Linked DNA regions of Mus musculus: all the other regions are linked to region 1. Evidence: chromatin contacts called from ENCODE POLR2A ChIA-PET data. All regions are on one chromosome and are shown on one strand. Each heading gives the region's core, a stretch centred on a gene start or an enhancer-like site at or near the end of the contact. The rest is flanking DNA. Distances are from core to core; before and after follow the strand shown.

What was found. ChIA-PET counts read pairs that join two places held with the same protein, here RNA polymerase II (POLR2A).
Region 2: POLR2A ChIA-PET joins it to region 1 with 16 read pairs in Patski. The contact joins the promoter of Nudt8 here to the promoter of Chka in region 1. POLR2A ChIA-PET finds 5 or more read pairs at or near these places in 2 of 5 experiments (Patski and embryonic stem cell).
Region 3: POLR2A ChIA-PET joins it to region 1 with 12 read pairs in Patski. The contact joins the promoter of 1810055G02Rik here to the promoter of Chka in region 1. POLR2A ChIA-PET finds 5 or more read pairs at or near these places in 4 of 5 experiments (Patski and embryonic stem cell).
Region 4: POLR2A ChIA-PET joins it to region 1 with 11 read pairs in Patski. The contact joins the promoter of Gstp1 here to the promoter of Chka in region 1. POLR2A ChIA-PET finds 5 or more read pairs at or near these places in 3 of 5 experiments (Patski and embryonic stem cell).

Annotation. Positions count from the first base shown.
Region 1 is chr19:3,849,592-3,853,271 of GRCm38, reverse strand. Chka (choline kinase alpha) reads right to left here and starts at 1,499. Exons shown (of 12, transcript NM_001271496.1): 1 at 859-1,499. The coding sequence starts at 1,196. It overlaps Gm51271 (predicted gene, 51271), which reads left to right and starts at 2,456; the gene lies at 2,456-2,505.
Region 2 is chr19:3,998,701-4,002,312 of GRCm38, reverse strand. It overlaps Nudt8 (nudix (nucleoside diphosphate linked moiety X)-type motif 8), which reads right to left and starts at 1,733. Exons shown (of 4, transcript NM_025529.3): 1 at 1,466-1,733; 2 at 985-1,117; 3 at 608-685; 4 at 211-517. The coding sequence starts at 1,659. The coding sequence ends at 290. Tbx10 (T-box 10) reads right to left here. Exons shown (of 8, transcript NM_001001320.1): 8 at 2,801-3,354. The coding sequence ends at 3,065.
Region 3 is chr19:3,706,866-3,710,075 of GRCm38, reverse strand. It overlaps 1810055G02Rik (RIKEN cDNA 1810055G02 gene), which reads right to left and starts at 1,783. Exons shown (of 4, transcript NM_028077.3): 1 at 1,640-1,783. Gm36608 (predicted gene, 36608) reads left to right here and starts at 1,908. Exons shown (of 3, transcript NR_167751.1): 1 at 1,908-2,015.
Region 4 is chr19:4,035,908-4,039,467 of GRCm38, reverse strand. Gstp1 (glutathione S-transferase, pi 1) reads left to right here and starts at 1,556. Exons shown (of 7, transcript NM_013541.1): 1 at 1,556-1,605; 2 at 1,848-1,883; 3 at 2,072-2,178; 4 at 2,277-2,364; 5 at 2,677-2,780; 6 at 3,537-3,560. The coding sequence starts at 1,605.

The sequences.
Region 1 (3,680 bases), core at 250-2,749:
TGGTCTGAAACTTACTATGTAGGCCAAACTGGCCTCAATAATAAAGAGATCCGCCTGCTTCTGCTCACTGAGTGCCAAAGGTGAATTTCTGGAGCGGGAGGGGGTTGTGATCAAACTACAGACTAGAAGTACTACAAGGAAAAGTTCCCCGGGGATTTTTCCTCCCTCTTTTTCTTTTTCTTTTCTTTTTTTTTTTTTTTTTTTTTTTGTTTGTTTGTTTTTTCGAGACAGGGTTTCTCTGTGTAGCCCTGGCTGTCCTGGAACTCACTCTGTAGACCAGGCTGGCCTTGAACTCAGAAATCCGCCTGCCTCTGCCTGCGGAGTGCTGGGATTAAAGGCTTGCGCCACCACGCCCGGCTCCTCCCTCTTTTTCTAAAGCCCAGCCACAACATCCCTTTTTCTTTTCTTTCTTTTCTTTTCTTTCCTTTTTTTTTTTTTTTTTTTTTCGTTTTTCGAGACAGGGTTTCTCTCTGTAGAGCTGGCTGTTTTGGAACTCACTTTGTAGACCAGGCTGGCCTCGAACTCAGAAATCCGCCTGCTTCTGCTTCCCGAGTGCTGGGAACAACATCCCTTTTTTCATTCAAGGCCCTCGCAGAGAAACGGCTTCCTAGACACATCTATTTTGAGCTTTGGTACAGAATGTGCTTGTATAACTACATAGTATTGTTCTTCCGCAAGGGACGGCAACCCAGCACACATTTTCTCAAAGCTCGCCCGCAGGCGGCCTTCCGCGCTGCGGGGTTTGTGCTCCGGACACCGGCGCGGCGATCACCTCTACCCAAGCCGCCGCCCCGCCCCGCCCTCCAGCCTCACCCCCCACCGCCCCCACCACCACCGCGCGGTGCCGCAGCCACTGACCTGATGACACTGATGTGGAACTGGTCCTCGCGAAGGCCTCGCCAGGCTCCGGGCAGGAATTCCTTACACCACAGGTAGGCCCTGCGCCTGGTCCGGGGCTCGGGTTGTTCGTCCGCTAGCGGCGGTGATGGCGGCGGGGGCAGCGGCAGGGGCGGCGGCGGCGGCGGCGGCAGCGCGAGAGGTTGGGTTCGGCCACCAAGCTGCTTGGACTCCAGCTCGCCTGCGGCGTCCCGCTGCTGCCCTACGCCGGGCGTCGGGGCAGCGTTGCCACCGCAGCTCAGCAGCAGCCCGAGAGGCGACGGCTCGGCCTCGCCCCCGGTGCAGAACTTGGTTTTCATGCTGGACAAGCGGCCGAGAAGGCGCGGGCGGCCACAGCACGAGAGGGCCACACTCAGGGTCCGGCTGGATGCCCGCCTCTGGGGGCCGGCGCGGGGAATGGCTCGCCGGCTTCACTGACCGGCCGGGCGGCGGTTGTGGGAGCGCGCGGGGAGGCGACGTCGGCGACGGCGGGGAGAGGCAGCAATGGACGTCAGGCAGCAGTAACGAGAGACGAGCGCGGGAGGCTGACGGCAGGCGACTGCTATAGGGGGCCGCGGCGCTCGCTCCTTTACAGCGCTGCACGCGGAGAGCCCAGCGTCACCGCCCGCCCCCGCGCTCGCCGCTGATTGGACGCTTTGGCGCATCACAACCGCCGCCACCCTCGCCACGCCGCTTTCCCATTGGCTGCGGCACAGCCCCTCCTAGGCTCAGGCGGTGAGTCCACGATGAGGGAGGGGTCGGCGCACCGGGGGCGGGGCCTTGTCTAGGGGTCGCGAGGGTCCTGTAAAGGCTATCTCAATTGCCTGCACTCACAAGGTGGCGCCTTTGCGGACTCGAGCCTCTTAGGGCAGGAGAGGCGAGGCTTCTGCAGCTTTGGCAGACCCTAGAGTGGATGTTGAAAGGGAAACTTTCCTTAGACGCCCCCAGGTCTGAAAGTGATGATTTGAAAGGCCCCGGGGACTTTGCAGGAAAATGGTGTCTGGAGGCTGGCTGCTCTTTCCGCGTGACCTTAGGGCAAGGCAGCTCCCAAAGGAGCTCTGTGGGTGTGTTTTTACAACATTTCCGAGGCCCTGTTCGAGATGCTTCCATGCCCAATACAACTCCTGGCCGGAGGCGTTATCCATCTGCAGGTCTAATATCAAAAAGAGATTGGGTCAAGGCCACACACCCACTTGCCAGCTGGCTGCGCTCTCCGCTCAGAGAGAAGCCTCCCCCTCTACGTGCCTGCAGCCTCAGTTTCCCTGTCCGTGGTGCTGAGGATGTCAGCTAGATTCTCAGGACATCTTCCTAACAGACTGGCCTCAACGGCCTCCAGAATTGCCGGCCAAAGGTGCTTGGTTCGCGATTCCTGGCTTTGTGGATGCTGTCATCTGCCCCCCCCCTCTTCCGGGCTGTCCAGTCGCGTGACCATGACTAATGTACCTTTGCCCTAGGGCATGGAAGGGGGCCAAGGCCCCTATGCTGTATGCCCACACATTGCCTCATTCTTTGGTCTCATCATTCAGTCCTTCCAGGAAGTAATTGAGGCTACAAAGAATATAAAACTACAGGTCTGTGTTGTGGGGTATAGCTAGAAAGAGAGATTTCTTTCTAGCTATACCCCAGCATGCAGAAAATGGCTTCTTTGTGGGTTTTCACAGTCTGCTGGAAGCCAAAAACTCTTCAAAAAGAGTAGGTAGGTACTTATCTGGACTTACTCCCCCAAAAGTGATCTTACTGAACAAAAGAGTGCAAATAATCTGTGCATAATGGCACATGCTTTTAATCCCAGCACTTGAGAGGCACAGAGGCAGAGGCCAGATCTCTATGGGCTGAAGACCAGCCTAGTCTACACAGTAAGTTTCAGGACAGCCCAAGTTCCATAGTGAGACTGTCTGGGGAGTGGGGGGGGGGGGGCGGGGGAAGGAGTGCAAATGAAAAGAGACTTTGGACGATCCCGTGGAGCTAGGCCTGGAGTTGAACTCCAGACAAGTAGGGGAAAAAAAAAAAAAAAAAAAGAGGCCTGGCCTAGGAATACCACTGGTTGCTAGAACAGTAAGAAATCAACGTCTCCATTCAGGAAGGCATTTAGATAAGGGAACGGAGGACTTTGAAAACACCAGCCCACGTGGAGGTGGGGCTGTGTCACTGGCCTTCACAGGGGACTGGCCCTTTGTCCTCATACTAGTCCCCATAATCTCAGAGGAATGTTGGAAAGCTGGCTGAGGGGGAAGCTGCTCCAGAAGTGAGAGGAGAGCTCTATAATTTGCAGTTAACTTTTTCTCTGACCTCTTCTGGTTTAGACTATGAGAACCCACAAGGCGCCTTGCTGGGAGCACAGCTTCCAGTGGCAGTAAAAGGTCACCCCAGTGAAAGGCTTGGAAAGGACATGAACATATATGACCCACATAGAAATTCTAGCCAGAGTAAAACTCTGCCTGGAATACACACACACACACACACACACACACACACACACGGGGGAGGGGGGGCAACCTTAATGGCATATATGAAATTGCCTTAATGAATCTGTCACTTTGATACTAGCTTTAAGCAAAGAAGGAGTGCACTTTAGTACACTCCTTTAATCCCAGTACTCAAAGAGCAGTGGAAAGTGAATCTCTGAGTTTAAGGCCTGACTGGTCTACAGAGCAAGTTCCAGGATGATAGTGCTACACAGAGAAAACCCTGTCTCAAAAAACAAAAACAAAACAAAACAAAACAAAAAAGCCAGGTGTAGTGGCATGTGCTTACTATCCTACAGTTGGGGAGGCAGAGTCAGGCACATTCCTGGGCTTACCTGC
Region 2 (3,612 bases), core at 484-2,983, 150 kb before region 1:
CTTCACTCACCAAGCCATCTCACCAGCCTCTACCATGTTTTTTGCCTGTTTGTTTTGACACAGAATCTTTCACTGGCCTGTGTCCCACCAAGTAGCCCACACTGGCTGGCCAGCAGTCCCAAGAGACCCATCTGTTTCCCCAGGGCTGGAATCACAAGGGTTGCTACCACGCCCCATGGCTCGCTTTCCACACGGAAGATGCCAGAGGAGAGCTGTCAAACACTCTTTTAATCGGTTCTGGACTAGCCTGGCCAAATGATGGCAGAGGCACTTAAAGGCCAGGCAGGCCTCAACCCCTAGGCAGCTCAGGAACAGCTAGGGAGGGCTGGTAGAAGCCAGGGGCCAGCAGCTTCAGGGTGAGCTCAGTGATGACAGCTGTGAGGCCCCAGACACGGTGTGGTCCATGCAAGAAGACAGGCAGTGTGTAGCTGAAGTGGCCACCCTGGCAGAAGTGGGTATACCCCTGGTTCTGTGTCTGCAGCAAGTGGGCCAGAGACATCTCAAATACTTCATCCACCTGTAGGCAAGAAACAGAAAGAGGGTGGACAGAGGACTGCCTGTGAGTCCCCTGTTAGGACAGCCCAACTCCCCAGTAGTCACCATTCACCTCCTCAAGGTTGGGCCTAAGGCTCTGCAGATCCAGTGGGCCCACGTTGGCAAGTACTGGGACTATGGTTGCCTTTTCCTGGGTAGGAGAAGGGTGAAGAGTCAGAAGGAGCAAACTTAGGAAGCAGACCCTACCCTGCCATCCGGGTGTCTTGGGTAATCATGGTGAAGCCCTCCAGTTCCGGTCCTTGGTTTCTTGCCATGCTGCCTCACAGGTTCCCCTTACCTGTATACCGCCAGGAAACCTCCCACTTGCCACTCAAGCCTAGAGGGATGCAGCCTACCCTGCAAGCCTTCCTGGACCCTGTCCTGGACTGAGCGGGGCTGGCTTCCCCGGCCACTAGGGTTACTGATTGTGATAGGATGAGGGTGGCTCACCCGGTCATACACTGGCTGCAGGACACCCCACACGTGCTCCTTGGGCACCTCTAGGCCCAGCTCCTCCTGAGTCTCCCGAAGGGCCGTATGTATTACATCTTGGTCGTCGGGATCACACTTACCGCCTGGGAAACTAAATGGGCAGAGGGAATCTTGGGACCACAGGTCGTCAGGAGGCAGTTTAGCTCTCTGTGCCATTAGAGTAAGGGGGACAGGCACTGTGATATAGATTACGACATGAGGGTCTGGCAGCTGGCTAAGACTATGCTAGGGCTCAGACACCCCATGTCTGCCTATGGTGTCCCAGTGGTGCAGATATCGTCCCCGGGTGTTCTCAACTTCTGCTGAGGGCGAAGCCAAAGAAGGGGAGCCCCGGATCTCCTCTCTCCAGTCTACGGTAAGGGGCAGAGTCCTGTTTATGAAGGGAAAAATTCAGAGGGGTATGCGGGCCACAGGTAGTGCGCCGGCAAGGCCGGCGTACCTGACTTCCCCTTTGTGTCTCCCAACCAGGCGACTAGAACGCAGCGTGTAGAGCAACGCGGGGACCCCGCGCACGAGGCACAGCGGCACAAGCACTGCGGCCGCTGCGGGCCGCGAGCGTAACCGGGCAGTGGTCCGTGCTAGCAGCTGCCGGCAGCGCTGCTCGTCCTCCGCGGACAGGCCATCAGGCAGCATGTCCCAGACGTCCGGGACACAGTGGGGGATCAGCCCGCTAGGGAGGGAACGCCGCAGCGCGCAAGCTCCAGCGCGGGGCGGGGACCTAAGTGGGAGCCGGAAGGAGGCGTGGCTTCCCGGAGCCCGGTATGAGAGGCGGACAGGCCTGGGACTGCCCTTGCAAAGCCTCGGACGCCGGCGGTACGGAGCCTGCCCAGGTAGAGCCTCCGAGATGGACAAGGCAGTGGCTGCTGAAACCTCGGAGGCGTTCCAGACGAGGCCTGCTGATGCAGATCCTCGGAGACCTCGGGGGTGTGGCTTAAGGCGGGTTTTGCTGCTATTGGGCGACAGAGGGCATCTGGGGCGGAGTTTGCTAGATGAGGGCAGAAGCGGTTTTGTGTACAGGGACCAGAGCGCCACCTAAAGGAAAGACCTGGCTTAGAGCTGATGGAAGGCGTGTCCGGAAAAGCCGGCCAGCTTCGCTTGAGTTTCTTTCCAGGGACTTCCCTATCTGTGGCACAGTTGGTTTGGACTCTGTGTCTCCGGAACGCTTGAGTAACCTGAATTGAATGGGTCCTGACTTCGGGTTCGGGAGTTGGGATGTCTGGCTGCTGAAGATCTTCTGGGCCCCTTTTCTCTCGTCTCCTGGGTGTCCGTGCTTTCCAGAACGTCTCACAGGAAGAGCTCTGGGTCGGAGCACAGTCGGAGTCATCAGGTGCCTCTGGGCGCCCACTCCAAGAGAACGAAGAGTACGCGCCTCCCTCAGCCTTATTCCACCAGACTACCGAGAGGACTTCAACCTGGCCTTTTACCTCTAGTTCTCCAAGTATACACCCATCCCTACCTTGGCCTGTGTGATCCCTATCTATCATATTAGGCACACTTCGATGACCCCCGGCTCTCAGAACCAGCCTTAGAGCATCGCATTTAAATAGAATGATGAGTGTCAGCTGTACTTTGCTGTGTGACTGTGAGCCGAAACCTCTCTGAGCTGCTTCCATCCTTATATGGGTGCACAAAATAGGGGACACACCAGGTTAACCGCAGCCTTGCTGGTGTAGCCAGTTATCATCACCCTGTGCTCTGGGTACAGCTTTTGGAGACTTATAAAGGTGATGGGATTGTCTGGTCTGGGAGTTCCTGTGGACAGAAGTACTGTGACTGCTGTTGCCAAGCAGTTTAATGTGGGGGAAGGACATTCGAAGCAGGATTTAGAGGAGGCATCCTCGAGGCAGCAGGGCATGATTCAGGGCTTTTGAGTAGGAAGTAGGCCTGATTCCAAGGCTGGCAGGCCCCAGACTGACTTTGAGGCAGGAACCCACTGCTGTAGAGCTTCCAGTTGTGCTGCTCGCCTTAGGAGATGTCTTACAGAGGAGGGAAGGAGAGGTGGGGCACAGGGGAAACGGGCTTCCACAGCACTCAGCCATCACTGCGAGGCTTGATTAGACACCAAGCACAAGGCAGAGGTGGGCAGGAGTCCCAGCCCAGCTGCGAGGGTTGGGTCCTCCTGATCTCCAGCCGTGCTGATGTTGGGGAGAGGGTAAGGTGCCAGCCGAGCTCTTGGGGGCCCAGCACGGCTTGGGGATCCAGGGTACAGGTTCTGGTAAGGGAGGGGTCTGTAGGTGGCAGGGGCTAGCAGGACATCAGGGGCAGGCAGCAGCTGATTGTGTGGCTGAGTAGGGGTCCTGGAGCTGGAAGCGGAAGCTTTACTGGTATCTGAGGGAGAAAATGGTCTGAGTGGACCACAGATTTCCCCTCACACCCCCAGTCCTAATACTGAGGCCTACGTTGTCTGTCTTGTCCCTGGCCACACATCTTGACCTATGTAGTATTCATCTTTGTTCTCTGCCTGAACCTTCTTCCTTACCTTCTCTATTCAACTGTCTCCCAGCCCCAAGCTGAGCCTTCAGTCTCCAATGCCCCCCTCAGGATCCACCGCCTCCAGGAAGCCCAGCAGGCACCCCTCCTTTGCTC
Region 3 (3,210 bases), core at 534-3,033, 140 kb after region 1:
AAAACACCCAGGGGCTGGAGAGATGGCTCAGTGGTTAAGAGCACTGACTGCTCTTCCAAAGGTCCTGAGTTCAAATCCCAGCAACCACATGGTGGCTCACAACCATCTGTAATGAGATCTGACACCCTCTTCTGGAGTGTCTGAAGGCAGCTACGGTGAACTTACATATAATAAATAAATAAATCTTTAGAACAAAACAAAACACCCATACACATTAAATAGAGGAAAGAAAACACTAACAAAAAAACCAAGTATTAACTCAGAAACTAGAACAAACAGACTGGGGTTGAGTCTCTTTTTGGGAATTGGTCCCCACAGGATCTGCAGGGAATCAGCATCAGGACACCTTCTGCCAGCTCATACAAGAAGGCCAGTATCATGTTCTCAATTCCATCGTGTCACACGGGCACACCCTTTCCACCACAGGGCAATGTCTATACACATAAGACTTTAAGTCTGCATTTCCTGAGCTGTTCCTACTAAAGTTCAGCCAGGTGACTTGTGTGAGTCCCCAAGTGACAACTAACCCTTGAGATGCTGCCCAATTCCTCTAATGTTTGTTTGACAGATTGCACTCCCAATCTTGCCTTGCCTTTAATGCCTTTATGATGTGTGGATTGCTATATACACATCACTAGACCTCAAATTGGTGAGCTTTTTCTCTGACATACACAGATTTCAATTCAAGAAGTCCAGACTCAGCAAAGACCATTAATAATCCCTATCAGCAGGGCCCCCGTCTCTACTCCACGCTAGGGAAGTTACACAATTACAGAACAGAAATTGGGAAAGCTAGTACAGGACAAACCACAGTCACCTACCTAATCCTGACACATCACCTGCTTGGACGTATTATGTACACAGACATTGCCCTGTGATCTAAAGGATGTATCCACGTGGCAGACATTAGCCCACGATCCCAGAACATTAAATATTATCTTAACTGCACCGCTTATCTCCAGGTATCTGAAAGTTCAGGTCTCACTACCAAAATGCCAAAGGTCTGTGTTCTAAACGCTTGCTAAGCCAGTATTTCTGATATTCTGCTGTCCAACAGGCGAGTCTAATTTATAAACGGAAAACCTGTATTTTAAACAGTTTGCTGGTTGACTTATTGAAATTTTAGAGCTGGTTCCTAGGGGTCGGGGTGTAAGTAATACAAGTTTTTAAGAGTTGGACTTCTAAGCTCCAGCCAGACCGTTAAGCGCACAAGCTAGCGGCCACAAGGGGAGGCAGGCAAGTAGACAAATGAGGAGGAAGGAAAAATGTGATGGATTTTCCTCATTGGTAGGTAGAAGAGTTTGGGGTGCAGGCCTCAACTATTTCCGAGACCAACACCTTCTAGGGTACAGCCTGATCCAAGACTCGCCTACTCTCGAATGTCCGTAGAGTGCTCGCAAACTGCCCAGCATCGACTGGCGATCGCCGTCAGCCCACCTCCTCCTCCTCCTCCTGCGCATCCATGCTTCTCTAAGGGCTCGGCCCATTCCTCCCTCCTCCGCCTTGAATCTCCATTCCTCACCGCCTAGCGCACCGGGTCCCCATTCATCCCTCCTCCGCCCCGCACCTCGCTGTCCATCCCCAAGCGGCTCATGGGGCCTTCACGACAGCTCCCTGGACAGCAGTGCGGGTCACTTACCCGGACGCGGCAGGCCCGTGGCCCTCACACCGCAGCGCAGCCACTTCAGCGATTCAGCCCCGCGCGGGGACGTGGACCGCAGCGAAACCCAGTTAGCTCAGCTCACTGGTGCGCGCTGGACCCCACCCGGACTGCCCCGGAAAGACGTCACGAAAGCGGGACCAATAGGCTGTCGCTGGCACGCGCGGCCGCGTGCGGTGGGCGTGGTTTGTTTAGGCCACGCCTGCTTCAGGAGCTGCCTTCCAACTTGGTCCCGCCTTGGCCACGCAGAGCTATTTGGAGCCGATCTAACGGAAGTGAGCGATCCAGGGACTTGTAGGCTATGTCTGTGTCTAGGGCTTTTCCCAGAAGCCGGGGAGAAGAGGGGTCAGATCAGGTGAGCGCAGATGTACTCGGACGATGGCTGGTCTGGACAGGGCAGCTCTAGAAGGCCTCATGAGGTACTTTATGAGGCTCTTCTGACCCGGTTCCTGATCTTTCTTCCCATCGGCTATTCAACTCCTTAAGGCGGTCCAGCCTTGTCCTTGCTCGCAGGCATGGCTTGGCTACTGAGGTTTGCTTTGCACACACTGCACCTGCCAGCTTCTGGCTAAGCATTTCACCTGAAAGGCAATACACTGATTTAATCCTGCAAGAAGATCTCGCTTTTGTTTTCAAGTCCAGAAACAGTCTCACAAAGGGCTTTGGAATTTTACACGTGGCATGACACGTGGGACGAAATGGAAAGCCTGTGAGACTTGCTTTTAATTTTAAAAGATTAGGGTTGGAGAGATGGCTCAGCAGTTAAGAGCACTGATGCTCTTGCAGATGACCCCGCTTGATTCCCAGCATCCACACGGTGGCTCACGACCATCTGAAAGAGCAGTTCCAGGAGATTCCATGCCTTAAGGCCTCCAGTGCACGTACATACATAATATGTATTGGAGTAGGCAAAATTCCCATACATAATGTTTGTATTTTATTTTTGAGTCAGGGTCTCTCTTTGTATCCCTTCTGTACTGGAACTCTGCATAGATCCAATTGTCCTTGAACTCACAGAGATCACTTGCCTCATGACTTCCTGTGCTAGGATTAAAGTCATGGGCCACTGCATCCAGCATACATAATTTTTAAAGAAAGAATTTAACGTAAAGTAGGTTTTGCAAGTCAGTAGGTGAATTCTGCTACTGAATGCCAATTTGTGTAAAACCCTTTTTAGGTCTCCTACCATGCCCATCCAAAGCGATCATCGTTGCCAGTTTTGTTTTGAGACAAGGTTTCACAGTCCAGCCCTGGCTGGTTTGGGGTTTCACAGTCCAGCCCTGGCTGGTTTGGGGTTTCACAGTCCAGCCCTGGCTGGTTTGGGGCTTGCTATGTAGATCATCCTAGCCTTGAACTCACAGAAATCTGTTTGCCTGCTGGGATTAAAAGTATGTGCCACCATGGCTGGCCTATTTCTAGTTTTATAACCTGTCTTGAGTCCTGGGATCAGAAACCAATGGACCCTGCTCTGAGCTCTATTAAGACTATATATAAGCCTTGCTGTGCTGTCATCAGCACAACCTGCTTTCCGCTGTGTGGAATTTGCCCAT
Region 4 (3,560 bases), core at 307-2,806, 190 kb before region 1:
GAATACTCAACACCTGGCTGCAGGCCAGAGCTAATTCCCTGGCTTTGGATGGGCTAAGGAACTGTGACCCGAGGCTGGCCTGGTGGAGGGTCACAAACTGTACAGAGGGCCTCTGCTTACCTTGCTGGTGATACGTGAGTTTTGTTGCCCCCTACACATACAAGCCAAGGTGAGTTAACAAGAGTTCTCAGAGTAAGTAAGACACCGAGGAGAAGATAAAATCTTATCTAAACAGAAATCTAACTTTTAGTGGATTTTGTTTGCTTCTTCTTTTTTTTTTTTTTTTTTTGTCTTGTTCTTACTAGCCCTGAGAGTTAAAATTAGAAGGATTATCGGGCTGAAGAGATGCCCAGCAGTTAAGAGCACTGACTGTTCTTCCACATGTCCTGAGTTCAATTCCCAGCAACCACATGGTGGTCCATAACCATCAGTGATGGGATCTGATGCCCTCTTCTGGTGTGTCTGAAGACAGCTACAGTGTACTCACAAACATAAAATAAATCTTTAAAAAAGATGTCACTAGGGGTGATTCTTTTAAACCAACTGAAAAATCATTCAGTTTTATGTAATGAAAGTTTTACACAATACAGAGATGTCATAACAGAATAAAGACTCCAGATTCAGTAAATGTGCACCTATGTTATGTGGGGCTTGGATTGGCCTGTTTAAAGGTGGAGAATCATACAGATGAATTTTTTTTCTTCACCTTATTTTTTTGAGACAGGGTCTCTTACTCAACCTGGAGCCTACCTGTTCATCTAGACGGGTCAGCTAACAAAACTCAAGATTTGTCCCTATTCTCACAGAGCTGGGGTTCCTTTTTTTTTTTTTCTCCTAAGACAAAAATCTCATGTGTAGCCTTGGCTGTCCTGAGATTCACTCTGTAGACCAGGCTGGCCTCAAACTCACAGAGATCTGCCTGCCTCTCTTCTGAGTGCTGAGATTAAAGATGAGAGCCTCCGCCACCACCTGGACTAGAGTCGGGATTCTGTATGCGTGCTGCACCCTTTTTATGTAGGTGCTGAGGTGAGAAGAAGGTGCTCGAACTTGTGTAGTACGTACTTTACCTGCTGCACCATCTCTCCAACCCTGTTAGTCTCGTTTATTTTTATCATTTATTTGGTGTTTGTGTCGAGTGTGAGGAGTTAGGATAACAATTTTCTGATTACTCCTGGCGAAGGTCAAATGATCAAATGAAGCTCTTTGGGAGGAGAAAGAAGTTGGTGAGTTAAGGATGGCCACTAGTGGAATCTACTACAGAGGTTGGTAGATGGGGACAGGCAAAAGGCTGACAGAGTTGCACATGCTGCAGAAAGCTGTCCAGCTCCAGTACAAAGTGGAAGGGAGCTGGACACACCCTTCTCGGAGCAGGACCAAAAAATGAACCCAGCACCGCTGCAGACTCGGGTCCCACAAGCGAGTGTCCCCGGCAGGAGGCGGGAGCTGCAGAGCTCCGCTACCGGCTTCTCTCTCCAACGTGTTGAGTCAGCATCCGGGGCGGAGCGCGATGCCCCTTATAAGGCTGGCGGCCCGGTGGCCTACGCGTGCGTCCTCACTCTGAGTACCCCTCTGTCTACGCAGCACTGAATCCGCACCCAGCAGGCAGTGAGTCCGCTCCGCACAGCTTCCCAGGACAACCAGCTTGCAGCTGTCGGGGCCTGGGCTCGCTCACGACTGGCGCTCTTTGCACCGGGCAGCTTGCAACAGGAGCCTGGGGCGTGGGGTGGGGGATGGGGAGGCGTTTCAAACCAGAGAAGGGACCCGGGAGATGGGGTGGGAAAGTGTACCACTCTGAAACCTAATCATTACCCCTTTTCTACCTAACATTCTTCTCTTGTCCACCCCAGTGCCACCATACACCATTGTCTACTTCCCAGTTCGAGGTAAGACCAAATGACTGCAGGAAGGGGAGGTCTGGGGTAGGGGTTGCAGCCCACCATTCCTATCCTCCATGAAGAAATTCCAGTTCATTTTTTATTCTCCTTCTGGTTGCAAGTGGTCCTTGTACTTGAAATTGCTTTGAGGCTGGGCCTGAATGCTGTCCCCAAATCCTTACCCTGACTCCATACAGGGCGGTGTGAGGCCATGCGAATGCTGCTGGCTGACCAGGGCCAGAGCTGGAAGGAGGAGGTGGTTACCATAGATACCTGGATGCAAGGCTTGCTCAAGCCCACTTGTGTGAGTGACACCCGTAGTGGAGGGGGCAGAGGTAGGGCCTTAGGAGGGCTGTGACTGGGAGGCAGCAGCATCACCAAGGTTCTTGTTCCTCCCTCCAGCTGTATGGGCAGCTCCCCAAGTTTGAGGATGGAGACCTCACCCTTTACCAATCTAATGCCATCTTGAGACACCTTGGCCGCTCTTTGGGTAAGTCCTGAACCCAGGTGGTCCAGCTGGTGGGCAGGGTGGTGGGGGGGGTATCAGTTATTGTTTCAGGGGGTATCTGCCCAGCTGGCCACTCCCTTTTTAGTTTTGAGTTGACAGAGCAAAACAGGGACACACAGAGATTATTCTTGTTCAGGCTGCATCTGTGGTCTGCCTGCCATGGCTTCCTGTTGCCTTTCATGAGCTCGGGTCTCACATGACTGCCCATATCCCCTCCCCCAAGACCTCGACCTACCAACAGCCACATGCCTGAGGAAATCAGGGATCAGTCATGCTGTCTCTCTCAACCCGTAGGGCTTTATGGGAAAAACCAGAGGGAGGCCGCCCAGATGGATATGGTGAATGATGGGGTGGAGGACCTTCGCGGCAAATATGTCACCCTCATCTACACCAACTATGTGAGCCTAGATCCCGGGGAGTGGGGGTTGGGAGCGATGGGCAAAGGAGCTTTGTGTATTTTTGCCTCCCTAGTTTCCTTTCCTGTATCAGAGCCCGAAGCAGGGTAGGGCAGTCTGGGGCACTGTAAAGAGGGCCAATAGACAGCTTCAGGAGAGGTCAGCGGGTGCAGATAGGAAGAGTGTGTGTGCCCTCACGTGTGTGGGTGTGTGCATAGGGGCAGAACATGAAGAGACAGAGCTGGGGCAGAAGGCCAGGTCCTAAAGCCCTTGGACCAGCTGGCTTGGACTCTGTGGGGCTGTTGAAGAGTCTGTTCATGGCTGGATTTAAATGTGAAGCTCCGAATGATCCTCAGGGTGCCAGCTCTGAGAGCTTTACTATGATAAAGACCAGAGAACTTAGCTGGGGGTGGTAATGCACACCTGCAATCACAGTAGTTGGGTGGCCTGAGCTACACTGTGAGCTGTCCAGGGCAGCCTATGGTAGGGAGGGAGAGCATAGAAGGGATGGAGTGGTTGAATGGTGTAAGAAAGAATTAGCAGCTGAAGTGACTGAGACCTGGTCAAAGCCTGGGTGTTGGCAGCAGGCACAGTGGTGGCTAGTCTCCTGACACCAGGCAGCCCAGGAAGTAGGTAGTGGTAGGCCATGTCCCTGGGGGGTGGGGTATATCTGGAATTCATTACAGGGCAGCAGGAGTCCAGTGCCCAGGGCACTGTGACAGTGGGAGGATGGTACATCTTTGGGTGTCTCCCTGGCAGGAGAATGGTAAGAATGACTACGTG